2 separate regions of the Homo sapiens genome follow, and region 1 is linked to region 2. A link is an interaction called in ENCODE POLR2A ChIA-PET data of the cell type or tissue named here. Cell type or tissue: MCF 10A. All regions are shown on one strand. Each heading gives the region's core, and the rest is flanking DNA. Links, peaks and the distances in the headings are about the cores only.

Region 1 (8,000 bases), core at 1-8,000, 56 kb after region 2:
CTGAAATGGTTTCAAGAAATGTTTGGGGCCAGGCGTGGTAACTCACACCTAAAATCCCAGATCTTTAGGAGGCCAAGGCAGGAGGATCACTTGAGCCCAAGAGTTCAAGACCAGCCTGGGCAACATAGTGAGACCCTGTCTTTTCAAAACAATTTAAAAATTAGCCCAGCATGGCAGTGAGTGTCTGTTGACCCAGCTACTTGGGAGGCTGAGATGGGAAGATTGCTTGAGCCTGAGAGGTCAAGGCTACAGTGAGCCATAATGACATTACTGCACTTTAGCCTAGGCAACAGAGCAAGACCCTATCTCAAAAAAAAAAGGAAAAAAAAAGTTTGGTTTGTCAAACTCATAATTCTAGCAAGACAATAAAAATCTCAGGCAACACATTTCCAGCACCCACTGGATCATCTGAACACTTACAAATGGATTTCACTTAACTGCTCCTTTAGTGCTTCTTTTCTGGTTTTATAGAACCGTTCCCATACAGGAAGGCTGATGCTATAACACTACTTAAAAAGCTATTAGAAAATATTTTTTCACTGAGTTTAATAGCTTGTGCCTATAATTCCAGCAACTTGGGAGACTGCAGCAGGAGGATCACTTGAGGCCAGGAGTTCAAGACCATGGCAACATAGTGAGACCCCCCATCTCTCTAAAAAACAAAATAAATAAATCAGCCAGGCATGGTGGTACTTGTCTGTAGTTTTAGCTACTTGGGAGGCTGAGATGGGAGGATCACTTGAACCCAGGAGTTTGAGGCTGCATTCAGCTATGATCACATCACTGCTTTCCGGACTGGGCAACAGAGTAGGAGCTCAAATCAAAAAAAAAACTTAAAAAAATGTTTTTCCCTTGTGAGGAATTCTTGAGAAAATCTCCAGAGACTTTTCTGGAAGCACTGTCAAATAATAATGCTAAGCTTTGTTTGAGTTATAGTCTATGGATATGTTATTAATATGTGTTTCAGAAATTGTATGACATTTTCTTTTCTTTTCTTTCCTTTTTTTTTTTTTTTTGAGACAATGATTCACTCTGTCACCCAGGCTGTAGTGCAGTTGTGCCATCACAGCTCACTGCAGCCTCAGCCTCCTGTGTTCAAAGGATCCTCCTGCCTTACTCCCTGAGTAGCTGGGACCACAGGCGTGCGCCACCATACCTGGCTAATTTTTGTACTTTTTGTAGTGATGGAGTTTCACAGGCTGACCTCGAACTCCTGGGCTCAAACATTCCACCTACCTAAGCCTCCCAAAGTGTTGAGATTACAGGTGTGAGCCACTGCACCCAGCCTGTATAAAATTTATAGATAGAGATAAAGAGATACTCATTTCACTAGACACATCGTAAAACCATTTACAAAGATATTTTAAACACAATTGCATTAGGCAAAGCTAACTGAATCAATTGGATTGCCTTGGTCAAAGGTATTCTCAATTGATGGCAATCAGATCCACTCCTGCTGAAAAACAGATTGGCCCCATACGAAATAGTTACAGGAAGGTGTATGCCCCTGGTAAGAGAACCTCATTTATCTTCCACTTTTATAAACTCTGACGTGACTCAGTAGTGCAGAACTTTAGTGCATTATGCCAAAGCATATTTTCATCAGGTTAAAGAAGCCCTTTGTGACCCACCAGTTGATGACAACCAGATCTTTCATGATCTAGAACCCAAAGATTAGGTCTTTTGGAAATTACACCAAAGGAAGACTGCTCTTGAACTCCATTGGACGCGACCATACCAAGTTCTTCTCTACCGCAAAACTTTAGGGCCTTGAGTCTTGGATCTACATCTCTCAATTCAAAAGGTCCCTCCAGATTCCTGGAAGTATACACCTGTTGGACTCCTTCGGGTAAAGCTAACCAGGGAAGGTTTTCCACAGAAACAGATGGCATTCTAGACAGGGATCATAGATCAAGACTTCTCTGCCATCATGAAGGAAACCGTACTCTGACCTTTCTAATTAATAACCTAATCACTGCCAAATATAGAAAACCCATCTAAGTGATGCCTACAAAAGGTATATCCTGCTTTCAGGTATTGTATAGTCAAGACCTGGAGACTACCTATGTGGGTATGAGTAATTGCTTGTAGGATGTCACTGGATTAAATCCAGTAAGGTTTCTTTCCACTAAATATGGTTATGCAACCTTACAGTATGCTATGAAGGGACTACAAAAAAGTAAGTGTCTCACTGGACCCTGTTCAGGAGCTATGCAGACTTATGAGTGGACAGACTTAACTGAACTCTGTTCATGCATCACTAGCTGGCCTCTTTTCCAGTCCCAAGGGCTTATATTGGGTTTGCTTACTCTGTTCTGTCTCCCTGATGGTTCAGAACTTGTTATTTGGCCAGGCTCACTCATGCTCCCAGATAGCTTGCCCCTGAAAGTTCCCATAATAACTCCCACAATCAGAGGCCAAAGCAATCAATAACCAGAATTACTAATGACCTCAAAATAGATGAATATAAGTTAGTGTCTACTGAGGAAAGTTTCCAATGGGGCTCCTGGGGGCTCACTCTTGCTGGTAGAGGGGTACCAGTTATAGGGAATTTAAAGCTGATTATACATTAGAGGGAAATCTTGGATTTTATAGTCAATCAGGCCTCCCAGTGTTCAGACAGGTAGAAGCAACTCTCTAAAAAGTGGATGAGAAGATTCATGGAAACACCTAATGGAACATGATGCAGCTTTAGACCTCCTTTTTGTCCTTGTTGGGGCTTGTGTATGAGGCTGAACAAAACTGAATGTTGCACTTATCTTTTCTCTGATTTTAGTACTACAGGAAGCTTAATTTAAAGGTGGCTGATACTGCTGTTTCTCTAGACACTGCCACAATTTAAGGAAATTTCAGAAAATTTCTCTGGGGAAAAGAACACATGATGTGTTTATGGGAGCAGCTAACAGGTGGTTTGGAGGCATCTCGAATGGTGAATGGCAAACTTTTCTATTTCAAGGTTTTCTAATCTTTATTTATTTATTTTAAGTGGATTTCCACATTACTATGACTTGCATTGCCAGGCTAACTACAGAAATGGATACCTCTTTATAACAGGCCATTTAAAAATGAAATATGTTCCTAATTGTCATTATGCCCCCAAGCAAAGACTATAACCATGACCAATTGAACTGTTGAATTTTTTTTTTTTTTTTTTTTTGAGACAGAGTCTCACTCTGTCACCAGGCTGGAGTGCAGTGGCGCGATCTTGGCTCACTGCAACCTCTGCCTCCCGGGTTCAAGGAATTCTCTGCCTCAGCCTCCCAAGTAGCTGGGATTACAGGTGCCCGCCACCACGCCCAGCTAATTTTTGTATTTTTAGTAGAGATGGGGTTTCACCATCTTGGCCAGGCTGGTCTTGAACTCCTGACCTCGTGATCCACCCGCCTCGGCATCCCAAAGTGTTGGGATTACAGGCGGCCCTGTTGAACTACTTTTATACTTGTGACATGGTTACCCCCAAATAACCTGACTGAGGTTGGGGGTAGCTTGCAGCTTTCTTTCACTTTTTATTTTATATGCATCTCTATTCTTGGAATCCTTTTACACTAAGCCCGTACTGCTTTCACATAACTCTTAAAAGACAATAAATAAAGAAAGAAGAACAACGCTGTTGCTACCATGTAGAGTCTGCATGAGATTGTCTAGTGTGATGCAAGCCCACCCTACCAGCCCCACCGGCCCCGCCATACCACCAGCAGGGAGAACATGGTCTGCCCCACGTTGAAGCCGTGCCGCCAGTTGTGGTAGGTGATCTTGCGGTAGCCCTTACTCAGGGAGTACATGAACCGCACCAGGGCCTGTGAACACATGCACATCAGTGAGGCAGGACACACCTGAAATGGTCTCATGAGGGTTGGAATAACAAAAATATGAAGAAGGCATGGCCCATGGCCCTCTCTTTTGAGGTTTGAGGTACTCTAACCCCATCATTGGACCAGGAGGTGAGAGCTTGTACTAGATGCAATCATGCTGCGAAAGTGCTTTGCAAATACTAAATGCTAAATACTAAGAAGATGTTGTTGTTGTTGTTAGGAAACGAGGTGAGCATGCATCATTCCTCTGACTGAGCTTCATCAGTAATTCCCGAACTGTGCCCTGGAGAGCAACTATCCTTGGAGAAGCTAACAAGGGCTCTACAGGGAAAAAAAAAACAAAAACAAAAGGACTCTTTTATCCAGTGGTTCTCAAACTTGCGTGTGCATGAGACTCACTTGGAGGACTTGTTAAAACAGTTTCTGATTTATCAGAGCTGGGAGTGTGTGTGTGTGTGTGTCTGTGTGTGTGAGAGAGAGAGAGAAAGAGGAGAGAGAGAGAGAGAAAAAGAAGAATGTGAATTTCTGATAAGTTCTTAGGTGGTGTGGATGTGGTCTGGGGTAACACTTTGAGAACCACTGCTTTAATCAAAATCAAACAAGTTCAGGCAATTCTGCATATCATATCCCACTGCCTCCCACACATACCTTCTCTGCCGTCCCCCATGACCCTAGACTCACAGCAAACCTTAGTAAGGAATCCTGCAGGGAATGAGCCCTGTTTAAATGGGTTTAGCCCACATTTTCTGCCCTCATTTAACTATAGGACCCATTTTTTGCAGCATATCTATTCCCAGCCTTCAGGGCTTAGTACCTCAGAACCCACTGCAAGAAACCAACGCACCCAAAACATCACACTTCACAGGACACAGAGGAACAGCGTGTCTCTTTTCTTATAAATGACTCATCTGTGCAACATGACTAATTCTTTAAATCCTAAATACTGAGAGTAAACTCTTTTTAAGGTAGTTTACAGATTGAGTCTTTTTTTTAAAGCAAGCAAGAAAGAAAATTAAAAAGGGAAATCATATATATTTGTTTTGACCTCACCTCTTGTGGAATGTGAAATTTATCCACCACTTTGAGCTCATAATACATCTGTATTCCACATTTTACCAGCTCCAGTTCTGTTAGGGGTAAGTCACTGAAGTGAAATTTATTAATTTCGTATTTATCTGCATCTGGCAGCTCCGCTTGCTGTATAAGGAATAGAGTCAGGTGATTAGGAAACATGAAGTGTTTCTGGGTGCCCACCTCCTGTCCAGCCCTGTCCCCATCCTGGGTCTGCTGGAAGGATCAGAACAGAGTGATGGGGAACATGCTTTGCAAGGAGAAACCCCTGCATGCTCAGGAGCACTTTGCACTTGTTATACATCGGGGCTCGTGCTGCCCCGGTTCAGCTCACCAGGATCTCAGCCAGCTCCTCTTCCTCACACTCCCATGGCTCCTTCCCATACACCTCTCTGGTTTTCTGCCAGGACCCAAAATGGCAGGGGAAAAAAAATAGGTTACAACATGCCTCCGCGTTTCCATTCCCATTTATCTCCTTCCTCCAAAGTCCTTGCAACAGAACCACCAGCTCAAAGAGGATTCCATTTAACATCCATTGATGCACAAGGTCCTGGGCTTTAGAGCCATAGAGACCTGCATTCAAATTCAAGCTCTACCACTTACTAGCCGTGTTATTAATGCTTCTGATCTTCAGTTTCCTCATCTGTAAGTTGAGGATAATAAACATACTTAACTGGTGAATTAAAATTTAATTGTGAAAAGTCATTCTCAAGTAACATATGTAAAATTAAATAATCCATATAAAGCACTTAGCACAGTGCTTGGCGCATAGTAAGCACTAACATAAATTAATGTTGTTGTTGATAGTTTCATTGTTACTATTACTGACTGGGAGTAAGGAGGCCTTGGACATAGTCCTAGTTCTTCCTCTCATTTACTGTGTAACTTGAGGCAAGTTCCTTCTCTCTCTGGGCCTGTGTCCCCATGTGCCAGAGGAGGGGGAACTGGACCCAGTTACTTGCTCCTGATTTCTTGACCCAGAGCAAAATTTGTTAACTTGTAACTGGTTCACCGAGGCTGTGCCCCGATAGGTTGCACATACCCATTCTTTGGCTGAAACTGTGGACTGAGTCAAGCAAACCATGAGGCAATTTATTTAAACGGGATGTTTTCTCTTCTGAATTTAACAGTTATTGGAATGAAATGATCAAATTTGTTGTGGTATCTTCCCAGCTTAAGAAATGCCCTCTAAAAACATTAGCCTGTCTTTATTTTTTCTTTTTTTCTGGTCTCACTCTGTCAGCCAGGCTGAAGCATGGTGTGGCAATCACGGCTCACTGCAGCCTTTGACCTCCATGGGCTCAGGTGATCCTCCCACCTCAGCCTCCCGAGTAGCTGGGACTACAGGCACACGCCACCATGCCTGACTAATTTTTGTGGGGTTTTTTTTGGTAGAGACAGGGTCTCGCTGTGTTGCCCAGGCTGGTCTCAAACTCCTGGGCTCAAGCGATCTGACCACCTTGGCCTCCCAAAGTGCTGAGATTATAGGTGTAAGCCACTGCACCCAACTTAATAGGGTCTTTTAAGTGAGCTGACCCCACAGGAGGGAGGCTCTGAGAAACTGATAATTGTCTACTGGTCTTCCAGATAAAGCTTCCTCTCAGAGTAGGGGCTATGGCTGGTTGACTCTGTCTCCAGTAGCAAGTCATCCCTGAGCACTGTGAAAAATGGAGTTTCTAGAGCTGTCAAGCCAACATCTGACCCCAAGAATGAGGTGTTTCTGCAAGCAATAGCTGTCCCCAGGCCACACAGTGCAGTCGTTATGTACCACTCTCAGGCACTCATCTGCTCATGCACTCATTCATTCATTCATTCATTAAATGTTGAGGGCTGCTGCATCCCTGTGCTAGGCAGGAAGGAACACAACAGTGCACAAACCCATGCCCAGGCTGTGCCCTCATGGAGTTGCAAGTTTTGCCTTAATCTGGCCACATCTCTGAGACGCAGTCTGTATTAGAGTAGAAACAAGTAAAGAACATTACACACCAAGATTTTCTGAATTTCTTCATTGTCACACTTCACATGATATTTTACTATGTCCTGGAAAATATCCTTCCTATTTTCAAGTTTATTCATTGACTCATAGGTGTCAGGATTTAAGACAGACCAGCCCAGAAATTGAGTCAAAGACTGAAAAAGAAAGAAAGGAGGAATCAGAGACAGAACACCTAAGTTTAATCTTGACTCTAAAACTCATAGCAAGAGTCTCTAGGCCTCTGTTTTCTCAGCTATAAAATGGGTTTGATAAGCTGTGTGCTGCCCACCTTGCGGAGTTCTTATAAGGCTAAGATAAAGGAATGGATGTGACCACACTGTACATAAAGCACTAACATACAGAAAGTACCATTCTTATGTGTAATAACTTCACAAAAAGAGAATGTGTTTTTGCCTATGTGGGGATAGGGGATATCTAGGAACGCTGTACTTTTTGCTCAATTTTGCTAAGAACCTAAAACTACTCTAAAAAGTAAAGTTTGTTAATTATTTTTTATTTTTTATTTTTTTGAGACAGGGTCTTGCTCTGTCACCCAGGATGGATTGCAATGGCACAATCATGGCTCACTGCAGCTTTGACCTCTTGGGCTCAAGTGATCCTCTTGCTTCAGTCTCCTGAGTAACTAGGACCACAGATATGCGCTACCATGCCTGGCTAATCTTTTTTTAACTTTTTGTAGAAATAGGATATTGCCCTGTTGGCCAGGCTGGTCTTGAGTTCCTGGGCTCAAGTGATTCATCTGCCTCAACCTCTCAAAGTGCTGGGATTACAGGTGAGAGCCACCATGCTCAGCTTAATTACATTTTTTAAAAAGGAAATGTGGATTTCTCTGACAGCACATCAGTGCAGTACAGCAGTGAGAGTGAAGAAAGTGGTTGATGAGGCAGAGTCAGGGTTATAGCAACCAGGTTGCTGCCCCATGTGATAGCGCAGTGACACCCAGCCTCCCCCAGCAAGCTGACTCTGAATCCCAACAGCAAAAGGCCTCCTAGCAAGCCATACCTCCATGAGCGTCTCATCCATTTCATCAAAGGGCTTCCCATCTTTACGATTGTAAAATGTGGCCACTCCAACAATTTCTTCCTTCTTGTTCACAATCGGCATTGAAAGCACATTTTTAA
Region 2 (11,614 bases), core at 1,699-9,698:
GGGGACATGGATGAGGACCCCAGCTGCCCGCAGCTCCCTCCCAGAGGTAGTCAGAGTTGGTGGTCTGCGAAGTGGGGGCAGGGATGGGGTGCAGCATGCCCCTCTGCACTGGGAGCCAGGAGCCCTGTGTTCAAGTCCCCGTCCCCCAACAAAGTGTTATATGGGTTTGGACAAGTCCCTTCCCCTCCCTGGCTTTCAGCTTTTCTTTGGGCTAGTTGGAGCAGATCTTCAGAAGAACACCTATGCATCTCTGAGTTTTTCATCTTGCATGGGCAAGGTGCCACTTAATGAATTAAGCAGGCAGTCAAAAAGTAAACAGAAAAGGAGGATAATTACAAAATTGCAATAGGTACTGTAAAGAAGACTCACTGGGGATGATGTGACAGAAGCGTAAGGCTATAAGTTCAGCTCCACAATGCAGCTAGAGTTTTAAATGCTGCTAATAGCAGTAATGATAACAACAGTTAGCCACTGTATACTTACCGTGCTGGCACTGGTCTCAGATGAACAGATTGTCCCTATTGAGTCCTCACAAGAAGGCTCTCTGGTAGGGACTGTCATCGTCTCCATTTTATGATACAGAAACTCAGGCACAGAGCTACTTAATGATGAGCCCTATGCAGGGCTGTCTGTCCAGAGCTCACAGCAGTGGGACTTAGAGTCAAGTTCTTCCTCACTGTGCTACACGTTTAGCCAGAAGGGGTCACTCTTGCACCTGTTTGTACTTTCTGCAAAATCAAGTCGCTCTCCCAGCTGAGACTAGGATGGAAGGTGGATTTGAGTTGTTCTGCCCTTCTCTAAAAGTGGCAGAGGTGTTTGGTCACCTGCCCAAAGGGCAGCTGTGCTTGGCACCAGTGGAGGCCTAGGGTCTCCTCCAGAGGGGAAACATCTGCTAGTGATACCATATTGGGGAATCTTATTTTTCTGTGTCTTCTTTTCAGACTCTCCCAGGTGCCTCATGCTGGCCTTGTCACAAAGGTAGATTTTTAGAAATTATTGGTGTATTGTTCCATGAGATTTTGTCTTGTTGGATGTGTGTGTTGGTGGTGATGGGGGATTCATCAGCGCCCACCCCTGGCCCCGGCCCCACACCCTGTGCCCTGATTGTCATCTGGGACCCTCAGGAGCTGGGCTCCTTTAGAAGGGAGTTGGTGTTTAGAAACTGACTTTTGCAGGCCAGAGGAAAGGCCTCAGGCCATTTCATAACCTGTCCTCTTGGGGGCCCTGAAAAGAGTTCTTTTCTGACAGTGCCCTGTGGCTTTCAGCAAGTCCGTTCCTCCTTCTGGGCCTCGGTTGCTCCCTCTATAAAATAAGGAGGCTGACAACACTTGTCCTCTATTTACCCTCCAGTGAACCTTGCCTGTGTCTCCTAAAAGAGCTGTGCAGCTTGAATTCCTCTAACAGCCGGGATGGGGTTTCCCCCAGAGCGAATGCATCTCAGGCTCCATTTCCATGGGCAGTGGAACCAGGGCCTGTCACAGCACTCCCTGCGACCCTTTCATGGGCGGGGAGGTGGATGCCTGCTGCTGACTTGCTTCTTTCCTTTCTGTCCTCCCTGCCTCCACCAGCGACCCAACTTTTGGCAAGAAGAGCTTTGAGCAGACCTTGACAGTGGAGCTCTGTGGCACAGCAGGTGAGCCAGGGGGCTTCCACTGGCAGGTGCCTTCAGGAAAACACCCGTGCATCTCTGAGTTTTTCATCATGCATGGGCAAGGTGCCACGCAATGAACGATGCGCAAGATGCCTGCCTTCACGGGGCTTATGTTATAGGCAGTCAAAAAGCAAACAGAAAAGGAAGATCATTACAAATTGCAATAGGTACCATAAAGAAGACTCACTGGGAATGAACCAGCATTACAGGCGTGAGCCACCGCACCCAGCCCAGGTGGGCAGTTTTATCTGCGGTGCCTGCCCCCTCTCCGTCATGGGAAACACCAGAGGCATATGAGAGGTATAGTTGGGAGGGTTTGTTGAACGATTGGACGTAGATCAGGAAGAGGTATTTGGATGACTGGGAGGTTCCAGCTGCCATTAGTAGGTCACAGAAGGGATGGCAAATGGATTTCATCACATGCCAACTCCAAAGAATTGGAGGATTCCCAGCCTACCTCCAGGCTCAGCCAGCAGTGCAGTGATCAGTTAGTGATGTCTGCCATCCACTGGGTTGGGGGAGTAAAGGCACTTGGCCATTTTATTGCCATCCCAAACTAGGGTCTTTTTTTTTTCTTTTTTTTTTTTTTTTTGAGACATAGTCTTACTATGTTGTCCAGGCTGGAGTGCAGTGGCACGATCTTGGCTCACTGCACCAACAAGCCTGTTTAATTTTTTTGTATTTTAGTAGAGACATGATTTCACCGTGTTGGCCAGGCTGGTCTCGAGCTCCTGGCCTCAAGTAATCCACCCACCTCACCCTCCCAAAATGTTGGGATTATAGGTGTGAGCTACCAGGCTTGGCCCCAAACTTAGGGTCTTAGTGTCCCTTGGAGAAGTGATCTGTCTTTATCTTACCTTTCTCCTCTTCCTCGGGCAGGACTCACCCCACCCACCACACCACCGTACAAGCCCACAGAGGAGGATCCCTTCAAACCAGACATCAAGCATAGTCTAGGCAAAGAAATAGCTCTCAGCCTCCCCTCCCCTGAGGGCCTCTCACTCAAGGCCACCCCAGGGGCTGCCCACAAGCTGCCAAAGAAGCACCCAGAGCGAAGTGAGCTCCTGTCCCACCTGCGACATGCCACAGCCCAGCCAGCCTCCCAGGCTGGCCAGAAGCGTCCCTTCTCCTGTTCCTTTGGAGACCATGACTACTGCCAGGTGCTCCGACCAGAAGGCGTCCTGCAAAGGAAGGTGCTGAGGTCCTGGGAGCCGTCTGGGGTTCACCTTGAGGACTGGCCCCAGCAGGGTGCCCCTTGGGCTGAGGCACAGGCCCCTGGCAGGGAGGAAGACAGAAGCTGTGATGCTGGCGCCCCACCCAAGGACAGCACGCTGCTGAGAGACCATGAGATCCGTGCCAGCCTCACCAAACACTTTGGGCTGCTGGAGACCGCCCTGGAGGAGGAAGACCTGGCCTCCTGCAAGAGCCCTGAGTATGACACTGTCTTTGAAGACAGCAGCAGCAGCAGCGGCGAGAGCAGCTTCCTCCCAGAGGAGGAAGAGGAAGAAGGGGAGGAGGAGGAGGAGGACGATGAAGAAGAGGACTCAGGGGTCAGCCCCACTTGCTCTGACCACTGCCCCTACCAGAGCCCACCAAGCAAGGCCAACCGGCAGCTCTGTTCCCGCAGCCGCTCAAGCTCTGGCTCTTCACCCTGCCACTCCTGGTCACCAGCCACTCGAAGGAACTTCAGGTATGAACAGGGGGCTGCAGGAGAGGCAGCGGGCAGTGGAGGATCCCAGTTCCCGGGGAGCCAGGAGCCCCAGGAGGGAGGATCCCTGGGAAGCTTGCTCTGAAACTGAGGCTGCATCTCCCAGTGTGGCCCATGTCTTGGTCAGGAGCCTTGAAGGTGGTCTTCTGGGGCAGTTGTGGGTGAGTTCTGGAGGCAGGCACAGCCTGGTCTGTGAAATCGAGAGTGTCCCAAACATCCTGGCCTCCAGAAAGAAAGAAAACCCACTCCTGGCTATTTGTGGGCTTACGTCTATAAAGGAACTTGTCCCTTATCCATTTGTACTTTTTGCTTTTATGTTTGTAAAATGGATAAGTTTTTGTGCAAACATACCTGCCCCAACAGTTTGAATTCTAGGGATGTTTATAAGTAAAAGAAAGATTAGTGTAATTCTAATCTGTGCTCTGGAAAATACCTGGACATAAAGCATTGATAAGGTTTCTGGGTCATGCTGAGTTGTGCTGTGGCTTTCACCAGTTGGCTGCCCCTCGAAGGGCTTTGACCTCAGTGGAGGGATGATGCCTCATGAGCCCGCTTGCTCGTATCATCCTCGCTCGCTGAACCAGACTGGAGAAGAAGCCAGTCCAAAAGTCAGCTGGGGAGCTGGGCAGAAAAAATGGAGGTTTGGCAGATTCAGAGGGTACTGGTTGCTCCTCTCTGATCACAGTGGGTCCTGATTCTCCCTGGGGAAGGCTTGAGGACAGTCAGTGTCATCATCCCCAGCCCTGTGTTGAGGTGAAGCTGAGTGGCCACTAGATGCTGCTCTTGGGCTAGAGCCCAGCTGCCGAATCCGCTGCAGGATTTGTTGCGCCTCCACTGGCCGGCCCACACCCGGGTGTCTGATCTGTAGGTCTGGGGTGGGGCAGGGGCAGGGGCAGGGGCAGGGATTGGCGTTTCCAACAAGTCCCCAGGTGATGATGATGACATTGCTAGAGTATCATACTCTGAGACCAGAATTTAGGTCTTGCGAAGATACCTCTTCTTCCCTTCTAAAGGGACTAGCAAAAAAAAATTTTTTTTTGTTAAATAAAATGTAAAAAGACTTCAGCTTTATGTTTATACATCTACAACAAGTGTTCTTAACTGTTTGAAAACCTGATTAAAGCAAAGGCCCATCTCCATATTAAAATGTGCATACACATCTAACTGGGCATTCAATTTTAGGGGGTTTGTGGGCTCCCCGCAAACTTGTTAAGAAGCCCTAAATTTTTTGTTCCTCAAAGTGAGGTCCGCAGCAATTTCTCCAGCAAGCCCTTACTGTAGAAGCTAGGATTCGTCAGTCACAGCTGCGTTCTGCCGACTTCGCTGAGCCTCTCTTTCTGGCTCCATTCTTTCCCGGGGGTAGCTTCTGCCCTACAGTGGTCCAATGTCAAAGGTTTGGCTTCAGCCTTGCTTTGCTGTGAGCTAAAGCACTCCATCTCCACATTAGGCAGTTGCCCAGGTTCTCTTCATGTTGAAATACATCCCCCAAGCTGGAGCTTCCCTGGTCTCCTTTCTCTCCTGCCCAGCTCAGAGGTGTTTGGGCTGGGCCTGCATTCATAGAATTGCCTGGGAAGAGTCGAGAACTTCTCTAGAAACCCCCATGGATTTTCCTTTTTCTCTTCTCACTTTTGGGCCAGGTTCAGGGCTGGCTTTTTCTGCTCACTACAGAAACTTAATTGGGTAACCTGGCTCCTGCTCAGCTACCTGGCTGAGCTCAGTACCTGGTAAACCTGGTAAGATACTAATCAGCCTTCTCCAGACCTGTACCAAACACTCAGCAACAGAAAGCACGTTAAGCTGGGTTAACAACACAAATCTTGAACTCCACGATACCTTCCAGGCACTCTCAGCTCTTCAGGTGGGGAAATTCTACCAATTCTGTTGCAAAAGGGATGATAATACAATAATTAGGTAACCCTTTAAAGTTGCAAGTAATTTCCCCTCCCATTATCCTACTAGAGCTTCACAGGTGCACCTGGAGGTATCTGCTGCTTATCCCCATTTTATAGATGAGGAAGCTGAGGCTCAAAGAGATTACATAGAAAAATAGAGCAAATATTTACGGAGCAGTTCCTGGGCTAAGCATTGACATGCACTTTTAAATTTAATCCTCACAAATGGCCAAGGGATGGACACAATTGGTTATCCCTATTTTATAGATGAAGAACTGAAGTTGAGAGGGCTTCTGTAACTGGCCCAAGGTCACCCAACAGGGAGGCGGTGGGGCCAAGCTTCAAACTCAAGCTGTCTGACTCACAAGCCTGTGTTCTTGTCCTCTGTGCTGTATTTGTCAGTGACTCAGACTGGATGAGTGAGGGCAGCGTGCAAGCAGGCAAGGAAGGCTGCAGGTGGGTGGCACCTGGGAGCCTGCTCGGGCTATGGGACTAATGAGCCTGATAGCTAGCCTGGAAGCATGGAGCTGCAATGGCCAGGGGCTGCTGCTTGGCTGAGGCATGAACCCAAAGGGAACAGTGGTTCTGGAATCAGAAGGACCTGCTTCTAACTTCTCTGCTTTCTGGCTTTAAGCAAATCCCATCTCAAACCTGAGCCTCAGATTTTTCATCTGGAAAATGGAGAAACATAAAACCTCATGGGGTTTAAAAAAAAATCAGGTCAAATAAGATAATAAAGCAAAAGGGCTTTTCTACCCCTAATGGCATAGAGAGGCAAGGCTCAGAATGGGGTGGGATTATAATGAGCAACACAGTGGTTCCCGGTGATCCAGTCCGGAAGCTGGCAGTAGGCATGTGTCCAGATGTTCAGGCCCACACACAGCCCTGGGCCGTCGTTGCAGAAGGGGAAGCTAGGTTTCTGCGGGAGGCAGTTCCAGCTGTGTGCCCTCGTGAACAAATCCTAAGGAAGCATCCCTTGCGTCCTGGAGCAGATCCGCCCCCACCCCCATGGTATCTCCCGAGAGTGAGTGCCTCTGCTTTGCTTGTTCACTGACAGATGTGAGAGCAGAGGGCCGTGTTCAGACAGAACGCCAAGCATCCGGCACGCCAGGAAGCGGCGGGAAAAGGCCATTGTAAGTGATCTGGGGGCCCAGAGCCTGGAGTGAATGGGAACGGACAGGAAGTGTGTGGGGGCTTCATGGACCAAAGCCTTTTGAGGCTGGCTGGTGAGCCCCTCAGTCTTCGGCCTCTGCCTGGGGAAGAAGGGACTATGGCAACAGCAGACAATGATATTTCTCTCATTTGAAGAGCACGAGGGTCACTAAAGGGCATCAAAGGTGGCACCATGCAAAGTTCAACCAAGAGACTGGCCATGAGTGTGCTGTTGGTGGTGATTTAGGGCTCAGCGTCAGGGGCCTTGAGAGAGCCAAGTGGGCGGGCTGTGGTAGTGGGGAGCAGAGCCAGGCTGGCCAGGTTACAAGTCAGCCCTGCCACCACCTTCTATGTGACCGTGGGCAGGTCCCCCAGCTACCCCGAGCCTCACTTTTCCTCATTTGTACGTAAGGGAGTTGGGCCTGTGCTTCCCAAGGCTTTCCCCAACTTGATCAGTGCCGAGAGACCAAGAGAGCCTGTCCCTTCCTCCCCACCCACCTCCCTAATGCCTTCCCAGAGTTAGTCCACAGGCCCTGGCCTTCTGCCTTTGCCTGGTGACCCTACTGCAAAGCTCCCCACAGAGAAAACACATCAGGGGCCTGGAGTGGGGAGCTGGAGCTGGCCAGCTAGGCTATGTCACTAGAAAGGAAGGAGGAAAGTAGGATGGAAACACAAAAAGACAAACAGACTCCTGCTGAGTCTCTCCCATGTGATGTGGCACTTCAGGGAGGAGGGGCACACAGGAGGTATGCATACCCTAGAGGTGCACAGCTGTCTGCACACAGGTCCTTAAAACCGTGGACTGTGCATGGAGCATCTTCTTGGAGTCTGGGTCTGGTCATTCAGCAGTTACAGGCCTAGCACAGTTCTGGGCGTTGGAGGACAGCAATGAACAAGAGGGATGAGGCCCCCCTTCTGGCTGAACAGAAGGGAGAGAGAGATAATAGACTCATAAACAAAGGAATAAACAATGTAATTACAGATTGGGATAAGCACTGTGAAATTAGTAATGTGCAATTAGTAACAATCTAAAGTAAACAGGACTGTTGAGGAAGATGTGTTTATGGGGTGGCCAGGGAAGGGCACCTTCAGGGAGCTGGGCCCTGATTGATGAAAAGGAGCAACCAAGCGAAGACTCAGGGGGACAAGTGTTTGGAGCAGTGGCAGAAAGGAGCTTTATGAATTCAAGAAGCTGCAAGGAGAGTGGGAGGAGGGGATTTCTCTGTTGAGCTGAGCTTGGACATCGTATGTTGTGGGATGTACAGTTCCCCTGACTGTTGACGACGGAGTCCTGTTTGTGGACCCGCCACCTGGGTTTTCTTCCTTGGCATGTGTAGTCCGTGGGTGGGATGGCTGGAGCATCACTGGCTATAACCTGTTTCCAGAGCAAGCCTGTCCAGGACAAGAAACTGTGTGTTTTTCCTATGGGAACACAGATTTCCAGGAACAAGCCTGCAGCTTCTCTCGCAGGTCAGAGTGATTTGTCCAATAGCAGTGGCTTCAACCAGATCAAATCACAGATCTGAGAGGAGGGGAAGGGGAGTTCCAGTCTGGACTTTCTCCCACCCCTTCCCTCTGCTAGGCTGTTCTGGGCACCCACTGGCATAGCATGGAACTCTCCTGAAGGTGACGCCTTGGTGACAGTGTCTATACTGTGGCTTCAGCCACTTTGCCCAGGCAAAACCAATATCCCTGATGCCCCCACCCCATTACCCTTCCTTCCAGCCCACTCTCACACTCACAATCAACCTGCCTCCTGTGCTTGCCCTACCCCAGCACCTCCCCTGCTCAGACTTGAAAGGTTAAGTCCAAAAGCTACTGAATATGCAGGCATATCAATGGTGATAAATCCCTCCCCCTTCCTAGCCCCAGTCTTTGCTCATTTCCTTCATGTAAGCAGTGGCTTCCTTGGAGGCCTCTTCCCTTCCAACACCCTCCCCTAACAAGGGCAGGTCCTCTGGGGTAGAGATTGGCATTGTCCTCTCTCTGACTCCAGCCGGTATTGCTCACTCAGCCAGGCATCATGGACTAGGACAAGGACTCCACGGGAGCCCACTCCCAGAGGGGCCCCAGGAAGCCAGGCAATGACGGAGTCTCTCTCTGTCCTCCTTCTTGGGCAGGGGGAAGGCCGCGTGGTGTACATTCAAAATCTCTCCAGCGACATGAGCTCCCGAGAGCTGAAGAGGCGCTTTGAAGTGTTTGGTGAGATTGAGGAGTGCGAGGTGCTGACAAGAAATAGGAGGTGAGTTGAACCAAGCCATGGCAAATGAAGGGAGCAGAGAGGGGCACTGGTCCTGATCCAGAATTGGGTACCAGAAGATGCCCAAGATTTGTGAAATGAATCTGACAAAATCCATAGCCTAGATGTGGAAAGCCAGGCCCATGAGAAGGACCAGAAATGGTAATGCAGTCAGTAATAGCAGCAAACACGTGCTGATGGTTTACGAAGTGCCAGGCAGTTTCCTTTCATTCTTTTATCTAAACTTCCCAGCACGCCAGGGACATAAGCACTCCTGGTCTTTCAATTGCTCTCCTTTCTGCAGGAGTTCAGACAAGTTAGCTGGGCAGCTAGTTGGTGGCAGAGCCAGAACCGGAGCCCATGTGTCTGCTTCAGGGCCTTTGGCCTGGAGATAGTGCGGGGCAGCAGCCCCTGGCAGCTTGAAGACTTGCACTGGGACTCCACTCTACCTCAGCCCTGTGCTTCCTCTGCAGCACCCTCCCTTCCTCTGCAGCAGCAAGTCCCAGGCCTTGGTTGGGTATGGCGGCTCACACTTGTAATCCCAGCATTTGGGGAGGCCAAGGCAGGCAGATCACTTGAGGTCAAGAGTTCAAGACCAGCCTGGCCAACATGGTGAAACCCCGTCTCTACTGAAAATTTAAAAATTTGCTGGGTGTGGTGGTGCACTCCTGTATTCCCAGCTACTCAGGAGGCTGAGGCAGGAGAATCCCTTGAACCCAGGAGGCAGAGGTTGCAGTGAGCCGAGATGGCGCCACTGCACTCCAGCCTGGGTGATAGAGCAAAAAATAAGAAAAGGCCCCAGGCCTTTTGTTCTACTAGGCAGCCCTGGTTTTTCGTCACTTACCTGGAGAAGCAGTGTTTTACCTATCAGGGGATCTGCAAAAAGAACAGGTTTCATATGAATGCACAATTTAGATGTCAAAACTTTGTCAGTTTTGAAATCTTTCTAAATTATCTCCTATTATATCGGCAAACTAAGGCAAACTAAGTTATTCGGGTTTTTACATTCTAATACAATAATAATAATAGAAAGCTTCAGCAAGAAAAGAGTTTCTGGTGTAAGAGTTATTATATACTTCTTGCCCATTAGGATGGCCACTATCAAAAAACCAGAAAATAAATACTGGCAAGGATGTGGAGAAACTGGAACTCTTGTATAGTGTTGGTGGGAATTTTAAATGATGCAGCCGATGTGGAAAACAGTATGGCAGTTCATCAGAAAATTAAACCTAGAACCCCCATCTGATCCAGCCATTCCACTTACGGGTATATATTCAGAAGAATTGAAAACAGGATCTCCAAGAGGTATTTGTTCACCCAAGCTCATAACGACATTATTTACAATAGCCAAGAGGTGAAACAATCCAAATGTCCCCCAACAGATGAACAGATAAACAAAATATGGTTTCTATACATAGAGTGGAATATTATGAAGCCTTAAAAAGGAAGGAAATTCTGACTCACGTCACCACATGGATGAACCTGACAACATTGTGCTGAGTAAAATAAGCCAGGCACAGAAAGACAAATACTGTATGATTTCACTTATATGCTATGTCTAAAGTAGTCTATTTCGTCGAAACAGAAAGAGTGATGGTTGCCAGGGGCTGCAGAGAGGAGGAATAAGGGAGGTGTTGTTTAATGGGCGTAGAGTTTCAGTTTGGCAAGGTGAAAGATTTCTGGAGCTTCGTTGCACAGCAATATGAGTATACTTAATACTGCCAAACTGTATGCTTAAAAATGGCAAAGATGGTAAATGTCCTGTTAAGTGTTTTTGCCAATTTTTTTAAAAAAGAACCATTATACAAATAGAACCATTTTAAGTTCTGTGCAGTTTTCAAGCTATCAAATGAAGATAGCATGCAAAAATAAAGCAGGCAAATTAATCTCTAAAGAGAAAGATCAGTCTGTTAAGATTTTAAAAAAACACACAGGATCTTTAAAAAAGAGTCTTGGACGTACTACCAATATTAGACATTAAAGAGGAAGAAGGGTCCGGGCATGGTGGCTCACGCCTGTAATCCCAACACTTTGGGACAGATTACTTGAGGCTAGGAGTTTGAGACCAACCCGGCCAACATGGTGAAACCCCGTCTCTACTAAAAATACAAAAAATTACCCGGGCGTGGTGGCACATGCCTGTAATCTCAGCTACTCAGGAGGCTGAGGCATAAGAATCGCTTGAACCCGGAAGGCAGAGGCTACAGTGAGCTGGGATTGCGACCACTGCATTCCAGCCTGGGTGACAGAGCGAGACTCTGTCTCAAAAAACAAATAAATAGATAAAGAGGCAGAAGGGTTCAAACTTGGCCCTGGTTCAGAGAGGTGTCAGGAAACATGATTCACGTAAATGTTTATTAGGCACCCACTATTTGTAATCCTGTCCTAATAGTTGGTGAATGCCACTTTGTCTCTGCCTTGAGGAGTTTACATAGCAGATGATATGTCAGTCGGGACTCTTTCTGTTGTTCATGGAAGTGAAAAGTTGGAATAGAATTGACTTTTGGTCCTTCTCGGGCAGACTTTTCTCCTGGTTGCAGAGTGGCTGCCTGTAGCTTTAAGCTACCCCCCAGCAGCTTAGAGACCCCTGAGAAGGTAGGAGTCACTACATGACTCCAGCAAAGACCTGAGATGGATTCTTTGGGGTTCAGCCTTAAGTAAACAGGCTTATCCTTGAACAAACCATGGTGTCCAGGAAGGGCCATTGTCACGTGGCTTGCCCTGGCACCCTGAGCCTGGTTGACCACACATGCTGTTGTCAGAGGAAGGGGAGTGGAAGCTGAACAGGCAGGCATCATAGATGTCTACCATGAAGGGCAAGATGCGTGCAGAAGACCAGCCCTACTAGGGGAGGTGAAGGCCAAGATGGCAGCCAAGGAATTGGTGACTGAGGCTGGCTTTGAAGGAGGCAGAAAGTGGTACAGTAGTATAGGCAGGGGAATGGCATGGCAATGGCAAATCCAGGGAAATGG

Evidence for each region. Peaks named below come from ENCODE experiments on the same cell type or tissue, not always from the same donor. Only the 100,000 strongest peaks of a DNase experiment are listed, where the experiment ranks them.
Region 1: POLR2A ChIA-PET joins it to region 2 with 11 read pairs; 3 of 35 experiments call an interaction of 5 or more read pairs at or near these places.

The regions. Positions count from the first base shown.
Region 1 is chr5:149,891,494-149,899,493 of GRCh38, forward strand. It overlaps PDE6A (phosphodiesterase 6A), which reads right to left. Exons shown (of 22, transcript NM_000440.3): 9 at 7,882-8,000; 10 at 6,870-7,013; 11 at 5,218-5,283; 12 at 4,863-5,009; 13 at 3,690-3,797. Among named protein-coding and RNA genes, the nearest start is that of PDE6A, 49 kb to the right of the region's middle. In MCF 10A, for the core only: no CTCF peak of the experiment used is centred there; DNase peaks (open chromatin) are centred at 2,118, 4,678 and 5,298.
Region 2 is chr5:149,833,733-149,845,346 of GRCh38, forward strand. It overlaps PPARGC1B (PPARG coactivator 1 beta), which reads left to right. Exons shown (of 12, transcript NM_133263.4): 5 at 1-46; 6 at 942-978; 7 at 1,569-1,633; 8 at 2,531-3,341; 9 at 6,309-6,384; 10 at 8,524-8,645. Among named protein-coding and RNA genes, the nearest start is that of PDE6A, 110 kb to the right of the region's middle. In MCF 10A, for the core only: a CTCF peak has its summit at 4,146 (motif pointing right); DNase peaks (open chromatin) are centred at 4,139 and 5,649.